3 separate regions of the Mus musculus genome follow, and all the other regions are linked to region 3. Evidence: chromatin contacts called from ENCODE Hi-C or POLR2A ChIA-PET data. All regions are on one chromosome and are shown on one strand. Each heading gives the region's core, a stretch centred on a gene start or an enhancer-like site at or near the end of the contact. The rest is flanking DNA. Distances are from core to core; before and after follow the strand shown.

Region 1 (3,608 bases), core at 77-2,576, 50 kb before region 3:
AACAAAATAATGCTAAGTTTGTTCTGGGTGTCCTAGGTCTTTTGATCCTAGAACTGAGTTTCTCAACCTCCGCAGGGCTGACACAACTGTCCTGCCTTGGGCTCTGTGAGGACCACCTTGTGCTCTGTAAAATTATCACACTGAACACAATACAAATTTTAAAATTCTGCTCTTCATTATTACCTTCATTTCGTTTTCTCCTTGTTTTGAAACAGGTTCTCATTTTGTAGCACACCCCTCCTGGAACTTGCTATGTGGATCAAACTGATCCTTAATTTACAATGATCCTCCTGCTTCTGCCTCCCAAAATGCTGAGATTAAAATGTACACTGTACAGACTAGAGCTTATGAGTCATTTCCTTAAATATACAACCAGTATTTGCATTCTTTCTAACACTCCCTTGTCCTGCCATACCCTGCAGACAATGAACCCAAGATGAGCACTGTCTATAATGTGGGGAAAGGAAGTGATTTAGGGAGAAAAAGTCAAGGGTAATTGAAATGGTCATGTGAACACCAGGACCTAAGGGCAGGGACAACGTAAGGGCCACAGCGGTGGAGGTATGAATGTGTACGTTCACCTACCTGCATTTACTGACAATTCCATATTATAAAATTGAAAACTCATTTCTCAAACAGAAAAGAAGAGTACACTCATCCTTGACTCTTAGATGGGCAGCAATAATGATCCCATCCTTCTCAAGCCCTCCTTTTGACTGATGGCCTTCGCGGGGAGCCTGCGCAAGGATGAGATCCCCATCATGCTCTGGCAGCATCCGCACTGAGCACTTTCCTTCAGTTCCCTCAACACTCACACAGCTAGGGCTCTGAGAAAGTCATGGAATTCAACAAGTAACCACCCTCCTAGGTCACCCTCGGTGGCACTTTCAGCCCCAAATGCTCCTCCCAAGCTCAAGTCTGTACCTAGCCTGACCTCTCCTTACTGAAACTTAGTCCTCTGCTTTGGTTCCTGTGGTCGCGAGGGAAAGTTGGAGCAGAAAGCGACGCGCACAGAGCCCCAGATAATGCAGAGAGATCAAGGTGTGGACACACACACACACACACACTATCACATCAACAAACAGCGACCCTATACGACCGTCCGCACACGCCCACTCCCAGCCGGCTGCCTCAGGCCTTACTCCATGGAGACCGAAGCCAACCTGAAATTTCTTCCGCCGACCACAAAGATCGGACCTTCCGCATTAGCGGCACCAGAACACCAAAAGCCTATGCGCTAGTTTCGGCGTGGTGACCCTAAAAAATGCAGTTATCACCAGCAAAGCCCCCGTGAAGCCCGGCTCTTGGGGGCGGGGATGCCAGATCTGCGAGCGGAGCCCAGTGGTTTGTGGGAGTTCCCACGGGGGTGCGCGCTTAAAGGGGAGGCGCCCTCCTTTGAGTAAAAGTTACTTCCGGTTCTGCGGGGAACTGATTTTCTCGCCCTTAAAAAGGCAGGGATGCTCTAGATAGAAAATGTGACTGAGGACCACATGCTATGCAACAACCGTACTGTGTCTGTTAGACAGGCTAGACGATCCTCATAATAAAACTAGTCGCATTGAAAGTACTGTAATCGGTCTAAAAGCTAAAGTACAGGTTTGTCACATTAGATTTGAAAAGAGGTCAGACCCAGCTATCTGTTAACTTCAGAAAATATGTTAAAGATAAATACTCTAGCAGATTCAAAGTGACCATCTTTACATAATCAAAAGAAAACTCAAGTCGATTATAAAATGGAGGCAGATTTGGGGGCAAAGAACATTGCCAGTGATAATAAAGAGGCCAAGACATCAAGTGATAGTAAACATGGCTGGGCGTGGTAGCAATGGCTTTTATCCCAGCGATGGGGAGGTACAGCCAGCTGCATGTCTGTGAGAAGAGACCACCGAGGACTACCCAGTGAAACCCTGTCTAAGAACTAAAATACACTCAGATTATGGTGGCACATGCCTTTTACTCTTTTTGTGTCTGAGTTACCTCACTCAGGATATTTTCTAGTTGCACCCATTTGCCTGCAAAACTCATGATGTCCTCATTCTTAATAGCTAAATACTATCCCATTATGTAAATGACCCACATTTTCTGTATCCATTTTTCCATTGGGGGACATCTGGGTTGTTTCCAGCTTCTGGCTTTCACAGATAAGACCTCTATGAACACAGTGGATTTGTGGTATGGTGGGGCATCTTTTGGGTATATTCCAAGAGTGGTATAGCTGGGTCTTTGTGGTTGATCTATTTCCAAACTTCTGAGGATCCTCGAGATTGATTTCCAGAGTAGTTGTATCAGTTGGCAATCCCACCAACAATGTCTTAGAGCTCAGGCTCTAAGATCCAGAATTGATAAATGGGACCTCATAAAACTGGAAAGCTTCTGTAAGGCAAAGGACGTAGTCAGGACAAATCAGCAACCTATAGAGTGGGACAAAACTTCACTAACCCCACATCCTATAGAGGGTTAATATCCAAAATATATAAAGAACTCAAGAAGCTAAGCTTCAAAAATCCAAACAACCCAACCACAAAATAAGGTATAGAGCTAAACAGAGAATTCACAACAGAGGAATCCCAAATGATGGAGAAGCACTTAAAGAAATGTTCAAAGTCCTTAGTGATCAGGGAAATGCAAATCAAAATGACCTGAGATTCTACCTTACAACAATCAGAATGGCTAAGACAAAAAACTCCGGTGACAGCACTTGTTTCTACTGCACTTTTGAAACTTAAAGACTGTATCTATTTTTAAGATATCCCATAGGCTAATACTAGACCAGGAGTCCCCAGCTATATCTAGGTGACTGTTTCTGCAAAGCTTCCTGTTTTGTTATTCCACTGGCTTTTGGATCATTTATAAAGATGCTTAGCCTTCTGTCATGCCAATGTGTTCCGTCCTCCTTTCTCTCCACAGTGTGATTCTGGTCAGTCTGCTCCATCACAGTTCTTTTCTTAGTGCTACCCCTTATCCTTCATGGAAGTAAAATCAGATAATTGCCCTCCATTTTCTCCACAGGAGCTGTGTGGTGCTGAATACGTAACTAGAGATTAATGTCCACCACAAGCGTTTCCTTAGCTGCAGTCACTTGAATTCCTCCTGGGGTTCTGCAGGCCACATCCCCAGTCTCAGCTCTTTCTGCCTCTGTCTCCTGCTCTGTGTGTGCATAGCTTTCCCTCCTCCTCACACCTCTGTCTCCTGCTCTGTGTGTGCATAGCTTCCCCTCCTCCTCCTCACCTCTGTCTCCTGCTCTGTGTGTGCATAGCTTCCCCCTCCTCCTCTCACCTCTGTCTCCTGCTCTGTGTGTGCATAGCTTCCCCTCCTCCTCACCTCTGTCTCCTGCTCTGTGTGTGCATAGCTTCCCCCTCCTCCTCACCTCTGTCTCCTGCTCTGTGTGTGCAAAGCTTCCCCCTCCTCCTCACCTCTGTCTCCTGCTCTGTGTGTGCATAGCTTCCCCTCCTCCTCACACCTCTGTCTCCTGCTCTGTGTGTGCATAGCTTCCCCTCCTCCTCCTCACCTCTGTCTCCTGCTCTGTGTGTGCATAGCTTCCCCCTCCTCCTCTCACCTCTGTCTCCTGCTCTGTGTGTGCATAGCTTCCCCTCCTCCTCACCTCTGTC
Region 2 (4,032 bases), core at 1,162-3,661, 35 kb after region 3:
GCAGAGATCCTGAATTCAAATTCCCAGCAACCACATGATAGCTCACAACCATCAGTTCAACTACAGTGTACTTATATACATAAAATACATAAGTAAATCTTTTTAAGAAAATAGGACATGAAAAATTAGCATCTCGGTGATAGCCACTGAAATCACAAGGAAAGGAACAAATGGCTGGGTATCACTCCACTGTGTCCATGAACCTCAATCCAGATGTGTCTGCTCATTTCTTGGTGGGGCTGCATATCACAGCTGCATAAATGATGCTGAATTGAAAGCAGGAGTGTAAATGTCTCCGGAGGGTACCGGTTTTATTTCTGTTGTGTGACTACTCTGTAGTGGGATTGCTGTATCACATACCAGTTCTAGTTGTAATTGAGAATCCGCCATATTGTTTTCTACAATGACAGCATTAATTTACACTCCCTCCACAATGCGTTCTTTCTCTACATGAATGAAAACTTTTTTTAAAAAAAATTATTTATTTTATATTTCTGAGTATTTTCCATCTGTATGCGCACCAGTAGATCCTATACCTCTGGTCTCTGAGCTGTGCTCATGTACACATAACCGCACACACATAATTTAAAATTGAAATAATTAATCTTGAGACAAAACACCCACAATCTTACTTGTGTAGAATCTGAAGCTGTTTTCTCATAGAACCAAGTAGGATGCTGGGTACTGGGGTTTGAGTGGCTGAGGCCGGATGTGCAGCATCATGGTTGACAGTGGGAGGCGTAGGTCCTTAAGTGAGTTCAGAAGATGTTGATTAAACATCACAAAATCTCACCTACATAACAAAAGTTCACCTGATATATCATGTAAAAACGGTGACAATTAATGGGTTTGAGTAGACGCTAGCATATTCTCTACAAAAGTGTGACCGATTTAGTCATCCCAAAGTATAGAAAAACTTCAAAATATTATGCTATGCACAATATGAACATTTTTATCTGAAAAGTTTTAAAAAAATATGTTCTGCATTAGCACATTCATTTTCCTGTCCTTGTTTTTAAAACAGCATCTCACTGTGTGGCCCAGCTAGCCTAGACCTTGCTATGTGGACCAAGCTGACCCTGAACTCACAGTGATCCTCCTGCTTCTGCCTCTGAGATTAAATGTATACCACGAAGCCTAGCTTTTCTTTTTAAGTCACTTTCTTAAACATCCACCAGCAATCGCATTGTTTCTCACACTCCCTTGTCCTGCTGAACACTGAGTGGAATGAACCCAAGATGGCCTCACAGAGAACAACTAAAGCACACCAGGCCCTTAGGATATGGCGGCACTGCACTAACAGGCTTCACCACAGGCATCCTACGGTTCCTGACAGGCCTGGAGAGCCTGAGGGGACAGAACCAAGATTCCAACCCGATACCACAGATCCACACTCCACGATCAATCATGGCATTGCTCATCTGGATCTGGCCAACGTTACCCATTACACACACACACACACACACACACACACACACACACACACACTCAGAAAATCACTAGCTTTCAAAGATGCCAAATTCAGTGCTATCACTTTCCCACTGCCATAATCCTCACAGTGAACACATCATCTATCCCCGACATTCCTGGCCTGCTTTGAAAACAAGGCCTGTAAGGATCAAAGGATCGCATCTGATATGCGATGCCATCCAAATAGAAATCGATTTATAAAATCAGAGTTTGAGAGACCTAACGATAACCTCTGGAGGTTTCTACCTAGAACATCTTAGGAAAAGGGTGATTGTAGAGAAGAAAAGGCGGGGTTCATTGAAATGATAAGGTGAAGTGGAAAGGGAAGGGACAACGTTATGGGCCCCAGAGGTGAAGGTATCAATTTTCACGTTCCTCCTTCATTTACTGATAATTCCACGAGATCTCAGACTATATCCGAGAGCATCCTCACCGAGCATTTTCCTTCACGTCCCTCAACACTCTCATGGCTACAGCTCTGAGAAACTTCGGGTATTCAACCCAGAGCAGCCCTCCTAAGCGACCCTCGGAGGCACTTCCGGCCTTAAAAGCACCTCCCAAGCTCGTGTGTACCTCAGGGAAAGCTTCCCTTCAGACTCCGCACCTGACTTCTCCTTAGTGATGCTTAGCCCTCTGCTCCAACCCCTGTGGCCTTGAAAGAAAATGATAAGCACAGTGACACAGATGAGCAGAGAGCTCAAGGTGTGTATACACAGAGAGACGCGCGCGAGCGCGCGCCCACCCACCCACACAAACACACGCTCACACACGCTCACACACGCCCGTACGCGTCAACATCTCCATTCACCCTACACCAGCGCCCACACCGATACCCAGCCCACCTTACTCTGTGGAGACCGAAGCCAACCAGCAATTTCTTTGGACCAGAAAGATCAGACCTTCCGTGTTGGTGGCACCGGGATGCCAAAGACCCTTGGCGGCGTCCGGAGCTATGTGGAGCCTTCAAGAAGCCCGGCGTTTCCGAAAGGTCCCAGCATGCAACTTAGCCCGGCCCATCCGGGAACTGGGCCCAGTGGCTTGTGGGAGTTCCCACGGTGGGGGGGCAGGGGGCTCCCCATGCTTCGAGGGGAGGCTGCCTCCTGGGATCAAAACGGAGTTTGGTGTTCTGTGTCTACCTGATTTTCCCTCCTGTGGCGTGGACGGACGAGCGGAAATTTTAAAATTTAGAATAGGAAGTAGATCAGATCGGGACGGACGCTTTGCCTGAGTCCCACTCAGTGGGATTCCACTACGCTGTGCTCTGCTAGGGACTATGGTAAATTTGAAAAGACCGAACTAAAGAATTGGTTGGTTTCTAAAGTTGGGTAGTTTATATTAACGATTTCAAAGAGCCAGATATTCTGGACCCTTCCAGGGTTCGGTGTCCCTGTTGACTAGATAGAAAAAATTGAGTGACGACTACATCTGTATGTATCACCAGAACTGTGTTCAATAGGCAGTCATTTACCTCCTGTTGGAGGATGAATGACTAGCACGCGTTAAGTGTCCTAAAAAACAAAAAACTAAAAAACAAACAAAACACAAACCCAAAACATAGGCCTCTTTTTTATAGGATAGACACATTTATTGTAACTTGACACTATGGAACTTTCGAAACCACTTTTGTTTTTTCTCATGTTATACAAAGAACTTTTTCCAAACATGATAGAAAGAAATTGTGAAAAGGCTAAACAATCCTAGTAATAAAACTAATTGCATTAAATGTACTGTAAATTATGTAAATGCTAAAGTATAGGTGCCACATTAATTTGCAGATAAGTGTTAACTACAGAAAATGTGTTAAATATTCTAGCCGATTCAAAGTGACCATCCTCACAATAGTATTAAAAAAAAAAAAGACTTAAGTCAACTTTAAAATGGAGGCAGTTCTGGGGGCAAAGAGCATCGCCAGTACTAACAGCAATAACAGAGACAGCAAGTCATCAAGTGAAAATATCCTTGGCTGGGCGTGGTAGCACATGCATGTGACCCCAGCAATGAGGAGACACAGCCAGTGAATGTCTATGAGATGAGGCCACCAAGGACTATTTAGTGAAGACCTGTCTAAAAAACTAAAATAAACAGTATGCGTGTAATACCACACCTTCAAAACATGAGGGGAAACGTCCAATAGAGAAATAAGGAGAAACAGCCAAATCCAGCATTGCATACAAAAGTTTTCAGTCTCAATAACTGATAGAAGGAATCCAGAAAAGCAACAGGGCATAGATGATTTAGACAGCATCATCAGCTATGAATGCAGACAGAATAAAAATCAAGACAATTAAACTTTAATGGAATCAGGGGGCCTTGAAGGGAGGGTGTTCTTGTATACACACTCCTGGCAGAAATGCCCGTTACCTGGAGATGCTTCTGTTTAAAGCTTCCCTTTTTATGCTTTTTTTTTTTTTTTCGGGGGAAGGGGAAAGCCAATACCTTATATATTTTGTACTGCACTTTTAAAAATGAAAGACTCCATCTATTTTAAGGTATTCCTTAAAGGTGACCATAGGCATGTGTTGAGAAATCCCCTTCCTGATGGATCCTCTCTTCACACCCATC
Region 3 (4,001 bases), core at 445-2,944:
AGAGCCTGAGGGAACAGAACCAAGACTCCAACCCGATACCACAGATCCACACCCACTATCAGCCATGGCATTGCTCATCTGGACCTGGCCAACATTACCCATTACACACACACACACACACACACACACACACACACACACACACACAGAGTCAGAAAATCACTAGCTCTCAAAGATGCCAAATTCAGTGCTATCACTTTTCCACTCCCAAAGTTCTCAAGAGTGAACAGAAATCGTCTACCACCTACATTTTCCCCTGTACAGAACACCTATTAAACACATCCCATCTAACCTTAAGTGAATGAGACTCAAACTACCATATTTATTTATTAGGTTCTGTGCAATTACTGCGGGATGACCCTAATCTATATCTCTAAATGACAGTCTGGCGACTGGCTCGACTGCACTTCCCAAATCCTTGCTGTTTCAAACTTCCAGGGCTACTTCTGCTCCAGCCGTCTGGTGTCCCCGGGAGGCATATCACTCTGTCAGGAACGGTTGGTCCAGCTCTTGGAGACCTCCTGTTCTCTAGTCTTTTCCTCCCCTGTGCTCTGCCTCTGTTCTCTCTCCTCCCCTGGTGGTGCCTACTTGAGACCCACAGCTCAGTTACTCAAACTCTACCTCTCTCTATTCCTCTCAGGAACTGGCTGTGGCTAGTTTTATTTAAACTCAGGTTTTAAGCTGGGGAGCAAAGTTCACATAGCATCACTTGGAGTATGTGAGGATCTGCTCATGGCGAAGGGTGGGGGGGGGGGGACACCAGATCTTGGGAGCCAGTATTTAGCATTAAATACAAGCAGCACCAGCACCCCTGAAGTCCCCCTGCTTTGAAAGGAAGGTCTATAAAGATCAAAGTCCATCTGCTATGTGATGCCATGGATAGGAATTGGTTTGAGTTTGAGATTCCTAAGGTTAACCTCTGGAGATTCTTATCTATAAAGTCTAGGGGAAAGGTCTGATTATTGAGAGATATCAAGGATCACTGAAACAATAGTGAGAATACTAATTGGGAGGAGAACGAACAATGTAAGAGCCACAAAGTTGGAGCTATCAGTTTGTCTGTTACTCCTTCATTTACTGACAATTCTATAGTCTAAACCTAAAGCCTCGTTTCTCACACGGAGAGAAAGCACAAACTTCGCCCTTGAGTCTTAGCTGAGTAGCAATAAAGATCTCATGCTTCTCTAGCCCTCCTTTGGAATAATGGCCGAAATGGGGAGCCTGTGGGGAGCCCAAGGAAGCCTGAGATCCCAAACTAGATCTGAGAGCATCCTCAATGAGCACTTTCCCTCCCTTCCCGCAACACTCGCATTGCTACAGCTCAGGGAAACCTAGGGATCTTATCCCCCTAGGGGCCCCTCGGAGGCACTTCCGGCCTCAGCTACTCATGTACCTCAAAGGAAGCTTCCCTTCAGACTCTGCACCTGATCTTTCCTTGCTTCAGCCCCTGTGCCTGCAAGAGAAAGCAGGAGCAGAAAGCTACAAGCATAGTGACACAGGAGATGCAGAGTGCTCAAGGTGCGTATACATACAGAGAAACAGACACACACATCACCGCCCCTACACACTCACACAAATATCAACATCCATCCCACACCCACACCCAGCATGCTGGCTCCGATCTTACTCTGTGAGGACGTAGGCCATAGAGCGATTTCTTCCACCTACGAGAAAAACCTGACTTTTCAAGGGAGCGATACACGACACCGGAATTCGATCCGTTACTTCCGGTGCGGTGGACCCTGGGAAATGTAGTCCTTGCGGCGGAACTCCGGGAAGCCCAGAGCTCAGAGGTTCAGGGCGATCCGAGCTTGCTACTGGGACCAGCCCACCTGGGAGCTGCGCCTGGTGGTGTCAGGGGTTTTTCCAAAAAGGCACAGCCTTTAAAAGCTCCCGTGTGGTGCTCAAAAGGTACTTCCGCTTCTGCGCGCCACTGATTTTTCTCTTCCCTGGAGCGGACTGACAAGCAGAACAGGAAGTAAGATCAGAATGGGATATAAGTGACTTGAGTCCCACTGAGTGGGATTCCACCTCGCTGTGACCTGGTAGGGACTATGGTAAATTTGGAAAGACTAAACTAAAGAATTGTTGGTGTTAAACGTGGATAGTTTACATCAGCGATTTCAGACAGCCAGGTGTTCTGGACCCTCCCTGAGTTCAGGGTCCCTGTTACCTAGATAGAAAACGGTGAGTGAGGAACACATCAGAAAGTTTCAACTGAGTCGTGTCCGTTAGACAGTAATTTACCTCACGTTGAAGGATGAAAACAAGGAGGATTTGAAAACAAGTCAGACTCAACCGAGTATCAACTACAGAAAATATGTTAAAGTTCAGTACTCTAGAAGATTACGAGTGACCGTAATGAAGACTCAGGTTGATTTGATAATCGAGACAGACTGGGGACACAACATTGCCAGTGTAAATAAAGAGGCCAAGTCATCAAGTATAATAAACATGGCTGCGCGTGGTAAGACATGCCTTTTATCCCAGCAAAGGGGAGGCACAGCTCACTGCATGTGTGTGAGACTGAAGCCAGCTACAAGTATAGAGTGAAACCCTCCCTAAAAACTAAAATAAACTAAAAGTACTAATAGCGCAGCTTCAGGCACGAAGCAGGGGGAAAGCCTGGTAAGTAATAAGGTAGTAATAAGAATGACAGCCAGAAAATGGCCTAGTTGGCCGTCATTGGGAAGAGAGACCCCTTGGTCTTGCAAAGTTTATATGCCCCAGTACAGGGGAACGCCAGGGCCAAGAAGTGGGAGTGAGTGGGTAGGGGAGCAGGGCAGGGGGGAGGGTATAGGGAACTTTCAGGATAGCATTTGAAATGTAAATAAAGAAAATATCTAATAAATAAGAAAAGAAGCAGGGGGTGGGGGTGGGGGGAGATCAAATTGTGAGGGCTGGAGGGATGGCTCAGTGGTTAACAGCACTGACTGCTCTTCTGAAGGTCCTGAGTTCAAATCCCAGCAACCACATTGTAGCTCACAACCATCCCTAATGAGATCTGACGCCCTCTTATGGTGTGTCTGAAGACATCTACAGTGTAGTTACATACAATAATAATAAATCTTTAAAAAAAAAAAAAAAAGAAAGAAAGAAAGAAAAGAAAAAAAAAGAATGACATCCAAATCCACCATCACCTCAATAATTTTCAACCTCAATAATGAATAGAACAGACAGAAAAGCAATAGGGCATAATTGAATTAGAAAACATATCAAAATGGAGACAGTTAAAATGTAATGAAATCCAGACGCTTTGAAATTACTGCTTTCATTTACACACATGTAGCAGAAATGGTCCCTAGTCTCCTTCGAAGACCATACTTGTGTACAAGGCCCATTTTTTACTCTACACACAAAAAAAATGATTTCTGTGAGCACATCTGTTGGTTAAGTTTCTCTTCAAGTATAGACTGATGTCTTTTTGTTATTCATTCTTGGAGGCAATGTTGTTTCAAAACAACTTCTTTGACCTCCATTTTACATTTACAAACCCTTGCCTTTCTTTTTTGTTTGTTTTTGTTGTTGTTTGTTTGTTGTTTTTTGTTTTTCAAGACAGGGTTTCTCTGTATAGCCCTGGCTGTCCTAGAACTCACTTTGTAGACCAGGCTGGCCTCCAACTCAGAAAGCTGCCTGCCTCTGCCTCCCGAGTGCTGGGATTAAAGGCATGCGCCACCACGCCCGGCTAACCCTTGCCTTTCTTGACCTCCCTAAATTAACCTATGTTCTGTTGTTTGTACAGTTTCCATATTGCAGTCTTCTGCTTGTTCCTGGGTTGTCTTTGAGACATTTACTCTGTTTTTATTAATGTTGGCACTACCTACTTGGTCTTAGGTTTATGCAACACTCCTCACAATGACAAGAGAAGGAAATGTTTATTGACATAAGTTATATATTCTGAGCTATAAGACAAGTCTCCAAAACAAAACAAAACAAAAAAAGCCAGGCACTTGTGGTGCATGCCTTTAATCCCAGCATTTGGGAGGCAGAGAAAGGCAGAT

What was found. A loop is a pair of places that touch in the nucleus more often than their neighbours do. ChIA-PET counts read pairs that join two places held with the same protein, here RNA polymerase II (POLR2A).
Region 1: POLR2A ChIA-PET joins it to region 3 with 12 read pairs in Patski. The contact joins the promoter of Zfp974 here to the promoter of Zfp780b in region 3. POLR2A ChIA-PET finds 5 or more read pairs at or near these places in 2 of 5 experiments (Patski and embryonic stem cell).
Region 2: a loop to region 3 is called in a map of heart, with 5 times the contacts of the local background. The contact joins the promoter of Zfp850 here to the promoter of Zfp780b in region 3. A Hi-C loop is called at or near these places in 1 of 37 maps with a recorded cell type or tissue (heart). POLR2A ChIA-PET finds 5 or more read pairs at or near these places in 3 of 5 experiments (Patski and embryonic stem cell).

The regions. Positions count from the first base shown.
Region 1 is chr7:27,928,132-27,931,739 of GRCm38, forward strand. It overlaps Zfp974 (zinc finger protein 974), which reads right to left and starts at 1,327. Exons shown (of 5, transcript NM_001374027.1): 1 at 1,164-1,327. It overlaps Gm26891 (a long non-coding RNA gene), which reads left to right. Exons shown (of 2, transcript XR_881914.3): 2 at 216-343.
Region 2 is chr7:28,011,704-28,015,735 of GRCm38, forward strand. Zfp850 (zinc finger protein 850) reads right to left here and starts at 2,412. Exons shown (of 6, transcript NM_001254951.1): 1 at 2,313-2,412; 2 at 633-747.
Region 3 is chr7:27,977,463-27,981,463 of GRCm38, forward strand. It overlaps Zfp780b (zinc finger protein 780B), which reads right to left and starts at 1,695. Exons shown (of 6, transcript NM_001081021.1): 1 at 1,628-1,695.